Linked DNA regions of Homo sapiens: all the other regions are linked to region 4. A link is a contact called in ENCODE Hi-C or POLR2A ChIA-PET data. All regions are on one chromosome and are shown on one strand. The core of a region is the stretch at or near the end of the contact, and the rest is flanking DNA. Distances in the headings are between cores, read along the strand shown.

Region 1 (4,077 bases), core at 422-2,921, 2.3 Mb before region 4:
TAGGGAAACTGAAGCTAAACCAGTTAAATCAACATTTAAGAGTGTGGGACTGAAAAGGAAACTTAATCACCACCCACCATGTTAGTACAGTGGTTCTCAAACTTTTTGATCTTGGAATCCCTTTACACTGCTGTTAAAAATTACTGAAAATCCCAAAAAAACTTTTTTTTTTTTTTTGACAAGGTCTTGCTCTGTCGCCCAGGCTGGAGTACAGTAATGTGATCCTAGCTTACTGCAGCCTCCTTCTGGGCTCAAGCCATCCGTCCACGTCAGCCTCCCAAAGTGCTGGGATTACAGGCATGAGCCACTGCGTCCGGCCCCCAAAAACTTTTATATGTAGTATACAGAATTTAAAAAATATATTCATTATTTCATTTAAACATTAAGGCCCTTCACATGAATACATTTTAAAATGAAAAAGAACAATATTTTCAAAAAAAAAAAAAAACAACAAAAAATTCTGGCAAATCTGTTTTAATGTTTGGTTTATCAGAAAACAGCGGCCGGGCGCGGTGGCTCACGCCTGTAATCCCAGCACTTTGGGAGGCCGAGACGGGCAGATCACGAGGTCAGAAGATCGAGACCATCCTGGCTAAAACGGTGAAACCCCGTCTCTACTAAAAATACAAAAAAATTAGCCGGGCGTAGTGGCGGGCGCCTGTAGTCCCAGCTACTCCGGAGGCTGAGTCAAGAGAATGGCGTGAAGCCAGGAGGCGGATCTTGCAGTGAGCCGAGATCGCGCCACTGCACTCCAGCCTGGGCGACTGAGCAAGACTCTGTCTCAAAAAAAAAAAAAAAAAAAAAAAAAGAAAAGGAAAGAAAGCAGCTGGATTGCAGGAGGGGGTATAGCTCACAGGTAGAGCATTGGACTACAGATCAAGAAAACAGCTGGATTCTCACATTTAAGTCTACCTTCATTGTTACGGGAGGCGCTGCTGTATTGTATGAAACAATAAATTGCACATTCAGACTTTTAAATATCTCGATGGGATAGGCATCAGGAGAAGAGGTATCTTCGGTTTGCACGAGCTTTGATTTTTCTTTTTTCTTTTTTTTTCCGAGACGGAGTCTCGCTCTTGTCACCCAGGCTGGAGTATAATGGCGTGATCTCGGCTCACTGCAATCTCCGCCTCCCGGGTTCAAGCGATTCTCCTGCCCCAGCCTCCCAAGTAGCTGGGATTACAGGCGCCCGCCACCCGGCTAATTTTTGTATTTTTAGTAGAGACGGGGTTTCACTATGTTGTTTAGGCTGGTCTCGAACTCCTGACTTCGGCCTCCCAAAGCGCTAGGATTACAGGCGTGAGTCACCGCACCCGCCCCGAACGTTGATTTTGATTTGAGACTGGGTCTGGACGAATGCTGGGGACTCCAGCGAGGAGCTAGTCAGGACAACAGGCACCTCACCTCACCCAAACCCAAACCTGCGAGCCCTTCCCAGGTCACCCACGCTTGCTCGAGCTTGGACTACAACTCCCGGCAGAGCTCGCGGCAGGGGGTGTGCCCGCAATCGCGAGGAGCGTGGGTGACTCAAACCAAGTGACGGAAGTGAGCGAGGGCGTGCCTGTTTGTTGCAGGCGCGGTGTAGCAATTGGAGGACCCAGGAAGAAGGGGCGGAGCCTATGCTTGGGTCAACCAATGGCTTGAGCTCAGGAGCAACCAGGGCACGGGGCGTGTCGGGGCTGATTCTCTGGCTGTGTGGGGCGCACGGTCCCGGGATACTGGGGACGGCGGGGTGGGAGGGCGCCGTCCTGGGGCCGCGGCGGCCGGGCGGGGGAGATGGCGGCGCGATGGAGCAGCGAAAACGTGGTTGTAGAGTTCCGTGACTCCCAGGTGAGCTAGAGGCCGAGTGGAGCCCTCTGGGCATGCGTCCTCCCCGCTTCCCCTCCCCCACGCGGCTGCTTCCGTCCCGGGGGGCTACGGGGAGACCCTAGGCCCCGTACTGAGGAGGTGGGCGGGGCTTAGCCGACCTCTTAGGCCCCGTCGGGGGAGGGAAGACGACCATCGGGGGCAATCGGGGCGAGCATGGACGGAGTTTCGGGGCTCCCTACGCGGGTAGGGGAGTGGGGTCCGCCTTGTGACACTGAGGCAGAGACTGCGCATCGTGAGTGCTGAGGGGAGGCTTCCCACAATCAGGGTACGGAGCGAGGGCGTGACGGCTTCCCGAGGCCCTAGCCGCGTGTGGCGACTTAAGGCAAGTCGCGGGACTTTTCTAAGTCTCAGCTGCGTGGACGTAACCCTGTTGGGGTGAATTCGATGAAACACTGTTTGCAAAGTGCCTGTTGCAGCGTCTACGCGGTTAAGTGGTTCTTAATGCCATCATACTGGAAAATACCGTGTAGTGGATAGGAGTGACACTGCACGTGTTGCCCGAGTTCGAATCCCGCAGCCCCTACCCTGTCATCACTCCGTACACGTCAGTTTTCTCACCTGTAGAAGGGAGATGGTCGTACTTACAAGATTGGCTTAAAGATTTTATTTTTTAATTTTCTATTTAATTTAATTTAATTTATTTTTTTTGAGATGGAGAGTCACTCTGTTGCCCAGGCTGGAGTGCAGTGGTGCCATCTTGGCTCACTGCAACCTCCGCCTCCGGGATTCAAGCAATTCTCCTGCCTCAGCCTCCCAAGTAGCTGGGATTACAGGTGCGCACCACCACGCCCGGCTAATTTTTGTATTTTTAGTAGAGACGGGGTTTCACCTTGTTGGTCAGGCTGGTCTTGAACTCCTGACCTCAGGTGATCCACCCACCTCAGCCTCCCAAAGTGCTGGGATTACAGGCGTGGGCCACCGTGCCTGGCCTATTTTACTTCATTTGAGACAGGGTCTGGCTCTGTCACCCAGGCTTGAGTGCAGAGGCGTGAATCACCGCTCAGTTCAGCTTCGACCTCCTGGGCTCAAGCTATCCTCCCACCTCAGCCTCCCCAGTAGCTGAGACTACAGGCGCATGCCAACACGCCCGACTAAATTTTTCATTTTTTTTTGTAGAGACGGGGTCTCCCTATGTTGTCCAGGCTGGTATGGAACTCCTGGGCTCAAGCGAACCCCCTGCCTCAGCGTCCCAAAGTGTTGGGATTACAGGTGTGATTCACTGAGCACAGCCTCGAGTGAAGATTTTATGTGGTTGTATGTTGAGGATGTGTGGCACACACAGCATTGGGATTTGGATGCTGGATCCTACCCCAGAGCCCTTGTTTAGCTCATTGGACTACTTTACTCATAGTGGGTAGCTCTGAACCGGTCATATACATCCCCTCTTCCCCAGCACCTAGGACAGTGTCTTGGTGATTCTCTTCAATTTTAAATTTATTTACCTTTTTTTTTGAGACAGAGTCTCACTCTATGACCCAGACTGTAGTGTAGTGGCATGATCTTGGTTCACTGCAACCTCTGCCTCCCAGGTTCAAACGATTCTTGTGCCTCAGCCTCCCGAGTAGCTGGGATTACAGGCACGTGCCACCATGCCTGGCTAAGTTTTGTATTTTTTGTAGAGACGGGGTTTCGCTCTGTTGGCCAGGCTGGTCTTGAACTCCTGGCCTCAAGTGATCCATCTGCCTTGGCCTCCTAAAGTGCTGGGATTACAGGTGTGAGCCACTACACCTGGCCTATTATTTTTTGTAGAGACAGAGTCTCTTTGTGTTGCCCAGGCTGGTCTTGAACCCCTGGCCTCAGGCGATTCTCCCACTTTGGCCTCCCAAAATATTGGGATTACAGGTGTGAGCGACTGTGCCTGGCCATTCTTTTCATTTATTCAACTAATATTTATCAAATACCTTCTGTGTGCCACACTTTTATTCACTCATTTATTCAACAAGGATTTACTGAGCTCCCTTCAGGTATACACTATACCATGCACAGGTGATTCATACTGAGGGAGATCTGGATAAGTATGAATGGGTGATGTGGTTTCTTCTTTCCAAAACCCCATCCTGTCTTTTGCCGGAGAATGAGTGAGTGGAGGAGCTACCCACCATTTTGCTCTGTGGTGCCCTCTGATCAGTAGCCTCTACTGAGAATTTGAGCAGTAGCATTTGGATTAAGGACCCCCAAGTACTGTCAGCACAGAGTCTCCGTGAGACC
Region 2 (4,159 bases), core at 1,505-4,004, 3.0 Mb before region 4:
CAGGCTCACAATTTGCTAACTGCTTTGCTGGGGTGAGCAGAAACAGGCGTGGTCTCAAACTTCATCAAGCATCTACACTTGTAAAGAAAATAGATAGTAATAAATCATCCTCCAAAATTGTATAAAATGGCAGCTCAGGTAAATGGTTTGAAGGAGAGGTCCACGGGGTGTTGAGAAGCTATAATGGACATGGACCTAGTTAGAGGAGGTTTCTCTGAGGACATGAGATCTGAAGGGAAGAAGGCTTTCCGTGGTATGGCAACAAGTGCAAAAGCCCTGTGGTAGGAAGGGACATGGAGACCAGTGAGAGTATAGAAGCCCAAAGAAATATGGCACCAGGTGAGGCAGGAAGGGGCTGGCCATGCAGGACTGTGAGCACTACTATGGGATTTTTGTCTGTATTTTAAGAGTACTGGGAAGCCAGTCGGGCATGGTGGCTCACGCCTGTAATCCCAGCACTTTGGGAGGTCAAGGCAGGCGGATCACTTGAGGTCTGGAGTTTGAGACCAGACTGACCAACAGGGTGAAACCCCGTCTCTACTAAAAATACAAAAATCAGCCGGGTGTTGTGGCATGTGCCTGTAATCCCAGCTACTGGGGAGGCTGAGGTAGAATTGCTTGCCCCTGGGAGGCGGAGGTTGCAGTGAGCCGAGATTGTGCCACTGCGTTACAGCCTGGGTAGGAGAGTGAGACTCCATCTCAAAAAAAAAAAAAGTACCGAGAAGGCATTCACTGAAGTATTATTTAAGCAGTAAATGTGTAGTAGTCACAAATCTGACACCAGATTTGCAGTTTGAAAAGATTAGTCTTGCTGCTCTGTGGAAAATGAATTGGAGTTAAGCAAGAAAAGGTGGAAATTCAGAGATGAGTGTAGCAATCCAAGAGGAATACGATAGTGGCTTTTACTAGCGTATTGGCATGCAAGTGGAGAGAAATGGATGGATTCAAGAGATAGGAAGTAAGATCAACAGGACTTGGTAATGGATTGCACTAAGGGGATTAAGGGAAGGGAGATAACAAGGAACATGACTCACTTTTTAGTTACGCAACTAGATTGCTAGTAATACCAATCCCTGAGATAAAGAACCCTAGAAGAAGGTCTTTGATACCCCTTACCCCCACTGGAATATTTCTTAAAAGACAGAAGAGGCAGTCACTTGCAGATTAAAGATATTGGAGAGGAATGAGGAGCAAAGTCTTTGGCCTTGGAGGAGGGCCATGTCCCATTTCCTTTGAACTAGAGAGAAGGATGGGGTTGAGCAAGTTGCATAAATTTTTGAGGGGTAACAAAGAAAAATGAATTCTTTCATTTTTAGTAATAGAGCATTCAGTTACTGGGTGACAAAGGCCCCTGAAGTATCCAGGCAGCTATATTACTTATTCCCGGCAATCCAAAGGTTTTTAGACCTGTTCTGCCCACTACACTGTAGTAGTACTGTACTACAGTAGCCAGTAGCCACATGTGACTATCCAGCATCTGAAATGTGGCTGATCCAAATTGGGATGTATTCTAAGTGTAACACACACCAGATTTCTTAAACTTCGCATTAAAAACAGAACAGAACATAAGTATTTTTTAAAATATTGAGACTCGGCAGCCAGGTGCGGTGGCTCACGCCTGTAATCCAGCACTTTGGGAGGCCGAGGCGGGCAGATCACGAGGTCAGGAGATCGAGACCATCCTGGCTAACATGGTGAAACCCCGTATCTACTAAAAATACAAAAATTAGCCTGACGTGGTGGCAGGCACCTGTAGTCCCAGCTACTCGCGAGGCTGAGGCAGGAGAATGGCGTGAACCTGGGAGGCGGAGCTTGCAGTGAGCAGAGATTGCGCCACTGCACTCCAGCCTGGGTGACAGAGCGAGACTCCGTCTCAAAAAAAAAAAAAAAAAAAAAAAAAATATATATATATATATATATGAGACAGACAGACCGACCCCGGGCATCGTGACTCACGCCTGTAATCCCAGCACTCTGGGAGGTTGAGGCGGGCGGATCACTTGAGGTCAGGAGTTCGAGACCAGCCTGGTAACATGGCGAAACCCCGTCTCTACTAAAAATAACAAAAATGAGCCGGGTGTGATGGCGGGCGCCTGTAATCCCAGCTACTTGGGAGGCTGAGGCAGGAGAATCGCTTGAAGCCAGGAGACGGAGGTTGCAGTGCGCCGAAATTGCGCCGCTTCCAGCCTGGGCGACAAAGCGAGACTCCATCTCAAAAAATTTTTTGATTATATGTTGAAATAATACTATTTGGGATGTATGGGTTAAATAAAATATATATGATTGTTTCTATTTTGACTTTTAATGAGGCTACTGGAAATTTTTAAATTACGTATATGGTTCGAATTATATATCTATTGGACAGTGATGTTACAGATAGAAATACAGCATAGTCAGGAGAATCGCTTGAACCGGGAGGCGAAGGTTGCAGTGAGCCGAGATCGCGCCTCTACACTCCAGCCTGAGCAACAGAGCAAGACTCCGTCTCAAAAAAAAAAAAGAAAAAGAAAAAAATTCAGCCGAGTGCTGCAAGATACGTCATTCTAGTTGAAGGAATATCTAAGCCAACAAGCGGCTCCCATCATCCGGTTTCACGCCTCTCTAAGACGCAGCCAGGGCTGCGGGACTTGAAGCGCGGGAATCTCGGCCCTGGCACCGACTCCCCGGAAAAACTACAGGGCCCGGCATGCACTGCGCGCCTCTGGGAGCGGGAGCCGAAAGGAACCGGCGCTTTGTGACGTCACGTCCGCCTTACCGGCGGATTAAGCTCGCTTTCTTCTAGGCGCGTTTCCTGAAGGTGGGAGGGGAGCGTCCGCGAGGCGCTGGGGCGACGGGGCAGGTTTATCCGGGCTAACTTTGCCGAGTCTGTTTTTGAGGGAAGAGGTTGTGAGGATCGTATCTTCCGGGACGCGTTTCACGTGGGAAGGCGCTCCACGCCTGGAACTGTCAGCAGCCGGCGCCTGAAGAGCTCCTGGCGCGGGGCCTCTGGCCTGGCAGCCGCAGGACCCAATGGATCAGGCGCTCACGCTGTTCTCACTGCATGGCTTCAGTGCCTTGCCTGGCACCTCCTATCCTGTAACTGGCCGACTCGGGGTCCCACCCAGGCTTCTCCAGCGGCCGGGAAGGGGCTCTGCTTCCGGAAGTGTTTAGGAAGGGAGCCAGCGTAAACCAGAGTCCCTTCCTCCAAGCATCGCTGAAGCCTTTTCTCCCCTGGCAGCCGACTTCCTTTTCTTTGGAAAGGACGTCAGTTTTTTTAGCTTGTTGAAACTGTTCAGAGATGCGGTCTTGTGGGCAAATAAATGCCTGTTTAGCTGAGCTGTTATTTTCAGCTAAGAAGTTCTTCAAGTTTTCAAGATCTAGGAGGGGGTGTAGGCTCGAATTATAATGGACCCAGTGTAGCAAAACATTTATTCATTTAAACAATTGTGCATGCTCATTCAGACGCACTACCTGAGTGAGATGATGCCGTTCTGGGCTGCTTCATCTTAAAGAGAGTCACTGTTTCTTCTGGCAACTTCTACCTGCCTTGCCTATCGAGGTTTGTGAATTGCACCTCTGGTTTAATTTCAGGTCGATGGCCAGGTGGTCTTCATAAACTATACTGCCTTGTGATGCCTCCCTAGAAATGAGAGGTGAGTCCCTTCCAAACGAGGATTCTAGGATCTCATGCTTTCTTTTCTTGACAAGGCTTGCCCTGGCCCTCTGACTTTCAAGTCACAGGGTCTCACTTCCTGCAGATTTTTGTTTTAAATCACTGTGGTCTGATTTACCAGTAGCATTCACTACAGTAGCGAGCCTGCACGTTGCGCTGCAGGGGATTCATAACAATACCATCTTTCAAAAGCTGCATGCACTGGAGCTCAGGAAAGCCTTTTTTGTTTTTTTGAGAGGGAGTCTCGCTCTGTCACCCAGCCTGGAGTGCAGTGGCACAATCTCGGCTCATTGCGACCTCCGCCTCCCGGGTTCAAGCGATTCTCCTGCCTCAGCCTCCCGAGTAGCTGGGACTACAGGCACGCGCCATCACGCCCGGCTAATTTTTTTGTATTTTCAGTAGAGACAGGGTTTCACCACGTTGGCCAGGCTGGCCTCGAACTCCTGACCTCAGGTGAGCCACCGCGCCCGGCCTTCAGTTTGGTTTTACAGTGCTTAGCTATGTCTA
Region 3 (4,078 bases), core at 879-3,378, 2.5 Mb before region 4:
TCTACTAAAACAAAATGAAACAAAAATACAATACAAAAACAAACCACAACAAATTTAAAATAATTGAAATTCGTAACACAGTATTCTGACCAAATCAGAATTAAACTATAAATCAATAATATAAAAAGATCTGGGCCGGGTGCGATGGCTCACGCCTGTGATCCCAGCACTTTGCAAGGCCGAGGCAGGTGGATCACCAGGTCAGGAGATAGAGACCATCCTGGCTAACACGGTGAAACCCCGTCTCTACTAAAAATACAAAAAAAAATAAAAAAATTAGCCAGGTGTAGTGGCGGGCGCCTGTAGTCCCAGCTACTCTGGAGGCTGAGGCAGGAGAATGGTGTGAACCTGGTAGGCGGAGCTTGCAGTGAGCCGAGATCTCGCTACTGCACTCCAGACTGGGCAACAGAGCGAGACTCTGTCTCAAAAAAAAAAAAAAAAAGATCTGGAAAATCTCCAAAAACTTGGAAATTATGCAATACAATCTAAATAAATAAGGGTAAAAAATGAAGTCACAAGGGAAGTTAAAAAAATTTGAATTGAATGGTAATGAAAACACAATAAAAAGGCTGGGTGCAGTGGTTCATGCCTGTAATCCCAGCACTTTGGGAAGCCAAGGCGGGAGAATCACTTGAGGTCAAGAGTTCTAGAGCAGCCGGGCCAACATGGTGAAACCCCGTCTCTACTAAAAATACAAAAATCAGCCAGGTGTAGTGGCGGGTGCCTGTAATCCCAGCCAGGAGGACTGCTTGAACCCGGGAGGCAGAGGTTTCAGTGAGCTGAGTGCCACTGCACTCCAGCCTGGGTGACAGAGTGAGACTCAGTCTCAAAAACAACAACAACAGAAAAGAAAATACAAGATATAAAAATTTGAGTGATGTAGTTAAAGTAGTATTTAGAGGAACAGTTACATCAATAAATTGTGTCTGGCCGGACGCGGTGGCTCACGCCTGTAATCCCAGCTACTCGGGAGGCTGAGGCAGAGCACTACTTTAACCCAGGAGGCGGAGGTTGCAGTGAGCCGAGATCAAGCCACTGCACTCCAGCCTGGACGACAGAGCGAGACTCCGTCTCAAAAAAAAAAAAAAAAAAAAGAAAGTAAAGAAAAGAAACGGTACAATACAAAAATATAGTATTACAATCACATAGGACCACCATTTTACATGAGGTCCCTCGTTGACAGAAACACTGTTACGCAGAGCGTGACTGCACCAGAATCATGGGAAAACTTTCGTATTTCAAAGTAGTGAAGAATTTTGGGTGCCCCAAACGGAAAGAACAGTAAATTCCACCCGAGAGAAATTTAAAACGTCAAAACGTATACATGGCAAAATCTACCAGCGAGTAAAATCAAAAGATAAATGAAAAAATATCTGCTGCTCACATAAAGTACCACCGGGTTGTGAGACCTTAGGGAAATCACTTTCCCCTTCTGAACCTCCCGTGTTCCTGGGATAGCGACGGAGATGATAACGCTGGAAGTCACGGGGTGGATGCGAGGATCAGGGGAACACCTCACTGAAGACCCTCTGACAAAGGGATCACGGTTCTCCTTCACCACCGGCAACTGACCAGGCTCCAGTCCTTCCTCCACCCACGAGGCACCGGGCATCGGGGCGTGGCCAGGTGTGTCAGGCCACGCCCCCACCACGCCCCGGCGGGGCCTCGTCCCGCGCGCGCGCGCCCGCCGGGGCTCCAGAACTCGCTCCCGCGCGGCCCGAGCCCTTCGCCGCCCGTCTGAGGCGCATCTCCTGACAAAGAGAAGAAGGCGAAGCCTCATAGCCGCCCTTCCCTCCGCCGTCCCCGCCCCCGCACGTTCGGCCAGGCGTGCCCCGCCGGCCCCGTTCAGAGGCGAGCGCCGGGCAACCCCGGACGCCGCCCTGAGGGTCACTGCCGCCTACGAGTAGCCGAAGTTTGGGCTCCCACCCTGCGCGGGCACGAGCCCATCCCTCATCTCCTTCCCCTCGGCCCCAGGCCGCGCGGAGCTACCTGGAAGCCCCTCTCGTACCTGGAGGGGCGCAGCCTCCACTCGTGGCCCAGTGCCACAGCGGGTCACGGCGCAGGGCGGCGAAGACGCGCGGAGACGGGGGCTCTGTCACCCACTCGCCGCTGGTGGTGGGGGAAGGGCGGCCACCGGCGCGCTCGCAGCACTGCACATGCGCAGAAACAGGGGCGCGGGCCGTTCCCAGGGTCCTCGGAGGGGTGGACCATCCACGTTCGGGACTACATTTCCCACAAGCCTCCGGGGCCGCGGCTTTAGGGACTCTCAGGAAAGTCTTCGCCTTGTTAGGCGGTCTGATGAGCCGACCAAAATAATCTCCTTAGCCTGCACTGTTTTCTTTTTTCCCAGAGTGGGTCGTGAACTACAATTCACCACCTCCCCCTTAAATACAACAACTTGGCTTTTAAACATTACACAAATAATCTATAACTGTATTTAATTAGAATATATGTACAAAATAAAGTATCCATAATCTCACTTTCTAAAGATTAACTGCGTATAACATTAAGTTCGCACTTTGATTTTTTTGTTGTTGTTACAAAACTGGCCATAAAGGTATCATGTGCTGCAACTAGCTTTTTTCCCTTTTTTCCCAGGCCACTTTGTTGAGGTATATATATTTGTTGAGATCTATATATTTAAGATGTACAACTTGATATCTACATTTGTGAAATATTCACCATAATCAAGCTAATTAACATGTGCATCACCTCACATAGTTATTTGTCTGATGAGAACACTTAAGATCTATCTTCTTAGCAAATTTCAAGTACACAATATTGTCAACTATCGTCACATAGCTGTGCATCTCCCCAGAACTACTCATCTTGCATAACTGAGACTTTGTACCCCTTGACCACCATCTTCCCATTTCCCTTCACCCTCAGTTCCTTTCATCCTTTAGAACAGTTTTAGGTTCACAGCAAAATTTGAGCAGAAAATACATTGAATTCCCATATAACCCATGTCCCCCCAGCACACACAACCTCCCCAAAGTTGATATCCCACACCAGAACAGTGTATTTGTTACAATTGGTGAACCTACAGTTAAATATCAGCACCTGGCCAGGCTCAGTGGCTCACACCTGTAATCCTAGCACTTTGGGAGCCTGAGGCAAGCAGATTGCTTGAGCCGAGGAATTTGAAACCAGCCTGGCCAAAATGGTGAAACCTCATCTCTTAAAAAAAAAAAAAAAATACAAAAATTAGCCGGGCATGGTGGCACGCACCTGTAGTCCCAGCTACTCGGGAGGCTGAGGTGGGAGGATCACTTGAGCCTGGGAGGCTGAGGTTTCAGTGAGCCAAGATTGTGCCACTGCACTCCAGCTTGGGTGACCCTGTCTCAAAAAGTATAAATTAAAAAACAAAATCATTGGCACCCAAAGTCCATAGCTTACATTAGTGTTCACTTGATGTTGTACATTCTATGGGTCTTGACAAATGCCTGTAACCATTACAGTATCGTACAGAATAGTTTCACTGCCCCCCAAAAAATCATCTGTGCTCCATTTATTCATCCATCCCACAACCCCTGGAAATCTCTGATATTTTTACTGTCTCCATAGTTTTGCCTTTTGCAGGTTGTCATATAGGTGGAATCATACATATGTTGCTTTTTCAGATTGGCTTCTTTCATTTAGTAATATACATTTAAGTTTCCCTCATGTTTCCCTCAAGTTACCCTGGCTTTTTTTTTTTTTTTTTTTTTTTGACACAGGGTCTCACTCTGTCACCCAGGTTGGAGTGCAGTGGTGCGATCATGGCTCACTGCAGCCTCCACTTCCTGGGCTCAAGTGACCCTCCCAGTTCAGCCTCCCAAGTAGCTAAAACTACAGGCATACACAGCCATGCCTGGGTAATTTTTTGTATTTTTTGTAGAGATGGCATTTTGCCATGTTGCCCAGGCTCGTCTCAAACTCCTGGGATCAAGAAATCCTCCTGCCTTGGCCTCCCAAAGTGCGGGGATTATAGGGATGAGCCACTGTGCCCAGCCTCAGTTCGTTTTAGTGCTGCATAATATTCTACTGTCTGCATGTACCAGTGTTTTAAATCCATTCACCTACTGAAGATACATTG
Region 4 (4,021 bases), core at 83-2,582:
TCGGGTTCATCTGAAGGCCTCTTGGGCTTCTGCTGAGTTGGTTTGATTTTCAAATGGTCTATGTAGGCAGTAAGCTGCTCATGGAACATTCTCTTTTGAAACCCTGGGCATTTTTTGATCTCTTACCCATTTATCAAATCTCATCACATTAAATGGCTCCACAATGCAGGTGGCCTGTGTTTTCCTAAGTGCCTCCTCTTCTTAAGAATGTATTACTCAGTTCATTAATGTTTCATACTTAAGTATTCTGTGTATTTAATTTTTTATTTAATGAAATTTCTAACCTTCAGGCTGACGAATTATTCAGAATGTTTCATCCAAGCTGTTGGAAAAGTGCTCATTAGCAGGGAGTTTTGAAGATGGAATTTTAAGAAAGGGGTTGGCAGGATCCCAAACACATATAGATCTAAGCTTTCATAAATGCTTCCCTACCTTAGCTATGGAGGAAGAAATTGTTGATAAGCAGATAAGTTTTGCTTTAGTTTTTACATTTTAGTGACAATAACAATGATTTCTGTGGTCTGATAAAAGATGTTCGTTTAAAGAGTTATCTGCAGAAAGCTGTGTGGTCACTAATGTTTACTTTCATTGACAAATGAGATCGTCTTGTGTGGGACTATCATCATCAAATGAGACACAACTGAAACTAAAGCAGCCATGCTTACCATTCGGTTTAAAATTTTTAAAATTAAAATAATGCTCCTAACGAAAGGAGTCTCAGCTGAATTAGTTTGAGTGTTGGCATGGACTGGGCTCAAATCACCTGCTCATCTTTAACACCTGCCTTCAGATTTATGGGCGATTAAGAACTTAAGTCTGAGAACCTATGAGACTGTCACAGAAAATAAAATTTCAGTTCTTCGTCCATTAACTGGTTCAGATGAAATTTGGGGTCAGAAACAACCAGAACGTTAAATTTCATTGTAAACTTAAATCGCATTCAATGGTTAAAGACTACAAAATGTATGTAGTGCAGTTAAAAAACCTCACACAGCAAGAGGTTATTGAATGTTTAAAGATCCAAAATTTCAACTTTTTGTGGTTAAGTACAGTTATGTTGGGTAACAAAGTTGACAGCAGGTTTCTGTTACCCCCCTGTTGGAGGAGGAGGAGGCGCTACCACACGCTTACCTTAGGGAAATAACGTGCACTTTATAACCGTTCAGGTAAATCGTTGGGTGAGAAAGAAGAATAAAGGACACAGCCGGTGGAGGGACCCCAGCACACAGTCCCGTGGGTGCTCCGGAGGAAACGGCCGCAGCCCCAAATCTCCTAGTCTCTCTAGCAGGGAGTTTTCCCGCGGAGTCTCGCCTGGCGGCCGGAAGCCACCTCAAGCCGCCCACCCGGAAGCCGTCGTCTTGGCAACTGGGTATCGTCCCACCCCCTTTTCTTAGCAACGCCTATCGCCTTAGACGTCTGAGGTCAGCCGAGCCTCGATTGGTTCCTCTGTCTTTCACTCTGGGAGACGTTTGAGACCCAGCGTCTCTAGATCTCGTATTTGAATTTGTGGCGCTTGGTGTCCGCGAGTTGCCGAATGAAGCTGAGCGTCTCAGTGGAACCAGGGATCTCAGGGGTGAGCGACCGCGAGGGGAGAGCGACGAAAAGGGCGGCCGGAGCTGGAGGGGCGCGGAGTTAAACAAAAAAGGGCGGCCGGAGCTGCAGGGGCGCCGAGTTAAACACGTCATTTCCAGATGGGGGGCTTCAGGCGAGCTGCTTAGCTCCCCTGAGGCAGGCCCTCCGTCTGTTCGCCTTTTCGTAGCCTCTGAGTTTTTCCCTCACGTCGTTTTCCGGCAGTCCCAGAGACGCCACGCCTGCCCCCGTTCTGTTGCCCCTGATGGAAGGCTCCTCTTAACGCTACCTTCCCTCTTTCACAAAATGTCTCTCAGCTTCCTTATTTCGACGTGCTTACACCTCCCCCAAGTATAATTCACTCCCCACTGATGTCTTTGGTAGTTTCATCCTCGTCTTCATCACTAATACTATGAGACACGGGGTGCGTGCACTTGACGATGTAGAAAAATGGTTTTCGCGCAACCTGGTGAGCGTCCCACACCTCACAAATTGAATCCAAAAAATTCCTTATTCATAAAAGATGCTGCTGTCCTACTCTTCCCGACCGGGAATATCATGACGTGGAAAGCAGCAAGTGACAGCGTTTTATAAAGCGCTACAAAAGTAAGCTATTGATGCGTTCACATCGGAAACATAATTGTTTTGTTTTCGGTCGGACCCTCTGGATCCATAGGTTTCGTATTGGGTTTATGGATACTGTTCAGACTTTGAAATGAATAATGCCAAAAGTTACGTTGGAGGACAAACTGAGGATTGATCCCAAGCACAAAAGTAACCACTGATTAAAACCTTCTCTTCATTAACCTTTAGCTTCTTTGTCTATTGTGATACTTCTCCCACCCCGGTGGATTTAATTTCCATTGAGATTTATGAACATTTTAGGAGTTTACAGTCTAAATAGACAGCTTTCCCCACCTCTCCTGTATATGACCATGAAAATCCTCTATTAACTTTCCAGTTTGATAATGCAGTATGAGCTTCTATATGCTTAGCCTCTAGAACAGAGATTCTTTTGGGGGTGGGGGGTCTTAGTCCTGTTTAAGACCCAGAGGAAAACCTTGGAGCTTTTCTCCAGAATATGACACATACACACAAAATTTTGTATTAGTTTTAGAGAGTTGTATTTTGTTTTAGTAGAAAAGAGATCTGACTTTGTTGCTCAGACTGATCTCCAGTGTCAGCCTCCCAAAGGGTTGGGATTACAAGCGTGAGCCGCCGAGCCCAACCCTGTTTTAGGGAGTTTTAGATTCTGTTTTGAAATGTGGATATTAGTGGGACCCCAGTCCAATTCTACACGTTTATTTATATATATACACACACGTATGTCTATATATATAATTATATATATTTACATAATATATATCTATGTATATAATTTTTTTAAGTAGAAATAAGCAGCGAAACAGTGTTTTAACTTCTACCGAATGGCTGTCATTTCTTAGTTTTAAGACTTGTAGTTCGGAGGGAGGTGGAATGAGAAGGCTGAAAATTTTACATGAGCTCTGATTTAAGGATATTAGAAAAGTCATTTCTAAGTGTGGCGGTCCACGCCTGTAATCCCAACCAACACTTTGGGAGGCTGAGGTGGAAAGACTGCTTCAGCCCAGGAGTTCGAGACCAACCCAGGAGTTCAAGACGATAGTCGGACCCCATCTCTACAAAAAAATTTTAAAATTAGCCAGCCGTGGTGGTGTTCGCCTTGCTCCCAGCTACTCAGGAGGCTGAGGTGGGAGGATCACTTGGGCCGGGGAATTCCAGGCTGCAGTGGCCAATGATCGTGCCTATCTCCAAAACAAACAAACAAAAAACAGAGAGATAAAGGTAGTAAGGTAGTATATGAGCACAGGGGCATACCAAAAAATAAGTTCACAAGGTATTGCATCCAGAGTCTTTTTGAATTAACAAGAAATAGGAAAATTCTTGATCAACATGAAGAGTGAAAATAGTTTGTGTGCCTTAATTTTTTGGATGTTTTATATTAAAATAATTTTATGGTGAATTCTACCAGCATATACCTGAATATAATCTCATAATCTTCTTCCTAACCATCTCAGGCATTATCTTTCACATGAGAACATTAGCTTACCTGAAATTTGCTTTTATATATGATGTGAGGAATGGCTTTAACTAAATTTTTTTTCACTGTTCGGTTGCCATTTTGGGGAGATTGGTCTTCAGTTTTGCTTTATTTTGATTGTCTGGTTTTAGAATTAGGGTAATGGTGTCTGACATCTTTAAGTGATCTGGGATGTGTTGTATTCTTTACTTCTTGAAAAAGTTTGTATAAGATTGGCATTGCATTGTTAAGTGTTTGATAGAATACATCCATCTATGTAGATCCATATTTTCATAATTTTCCTTCAGTTTGAATAACTTCATTTATTTAATACTGCATGTAGGTGAAGGATTCTGTCAGTGTTTGTTTCTTAGAAAATGTTTTTATTTAACT

Evidence for each region. A loop is a pair of places that touch in the nucleus more often than their neighbours do. ChIA-PET counts read pairs that join two places held with the same protein, here RNA polymerase II (POLR2A). Pooled maps may share reads with other maps.
Region 1: a loop to region 4 is called in a map of CD8-positive, alpha-beta T cell, with 7 times the contacts of the local background. The contact joins the promoter of WDR59 here to the promoter of ZFHX3-AS1 in region 4. A Hi-C loop is called at or near these places in 2 of 168 maps with a recorded cell type or tissue (CD8-positive, alpha-beta T cell and naive thymus-derived CD4-positive, alpha-beta T cell) and 6 of 50 pooled maps. POLR2A ChIA-PET finds 5 or more read pairs at or near these places in 1 of 52 experiments (BJ).
Region 2: a loop to region 4 is called in a map of CD4-positive, alpha-beta T cell, with 7 times the contacts of the local background. The contact joins the promoter of ADAT1 here to the promoter of ZFHX3-AS1 in region 4. A Hi-C loop is called at or near these places in 2 of 168 maps with a recorded cell type or tissue (CD4-positive, alpha-beta T cell and CD8-positive, alpha-beta T cell) and 5 of 50 pooled maps.
Region 3: a map of gastrocnemius medialis shows a loop between it and region 4 (24-fold over the local background). The contact joins the promoter of ZFP1 here to the promoter of ZFHX3-AS1 in region 4. A Hi-C loop is called at or near these places in 2 of 168 maps with a recorded cell type or tissue (gastrocnemius medialis and naive thymus-derived CD4-positive, alpha-beta T cell) and 6 of 50 pooled maps.

The regions. Positions count from the first base shown.
Region 1 is chr16:74,982,717-74,986,793 of GRCh38, reverse strand. It overlaps WDR59 (WD repeat domain 59), which reads left to right and starts at 1,671. Exons shown (of 26, transcript NM_030581.4): 1 at 1,671-1,830. The coding sequence starts at 1,777. RefSeq lists silencers at 380-580, 1,616-1,925 and an enhancer at 1,226-1,285.
Region 2 is chr16:75,621,876-75,626,034 of GRCh38, reverse strand. It overlaps ADAT1 (adenosine deaminase tRNA specific 1), which reads left to right and starts at 2,754. Exons shown (of 10, transcript NM_001324445.2): 1 at 2,754-3,632. RefSeq lists enhancers at 2,441-2,960, 2,840-3,079, 2,961-3,480, 3,481-4,000, 4,001-4,159.
Region 3 is chr16:75,146,574-75,150,651 of GRCh38, reverse strand. It overlaps ZFP1 (ZFP1 zinc finger protein), which reads right to left and starts at 2,128. Exons shown (of 4, transcript NM_153688.4): 1 at 2,009-2,128. RefSeq lists a silencer at 1,538-1,907 and an enhancer at 2,268-2,317.
Region 4 is chr16:72,662,444-72,666,464 of GRCh38, reverse strand. ZFHX3-AS1 (ZFHX3 antisense RNA 1) reads right to left here and starts at 1,332. Exons shown (of 4, transcript NR_171704.1): 1 at 1,132-1,332. LINC01572 (long intergenic non-protein coding RNA 1572) reads left to right here and starts at 1,495. Exons shown (of 14, transcript NR_126330.2): 1 at 1,495-1,573. RefSeq lists enhancers at 1,534-1,593, 1,634-1,753.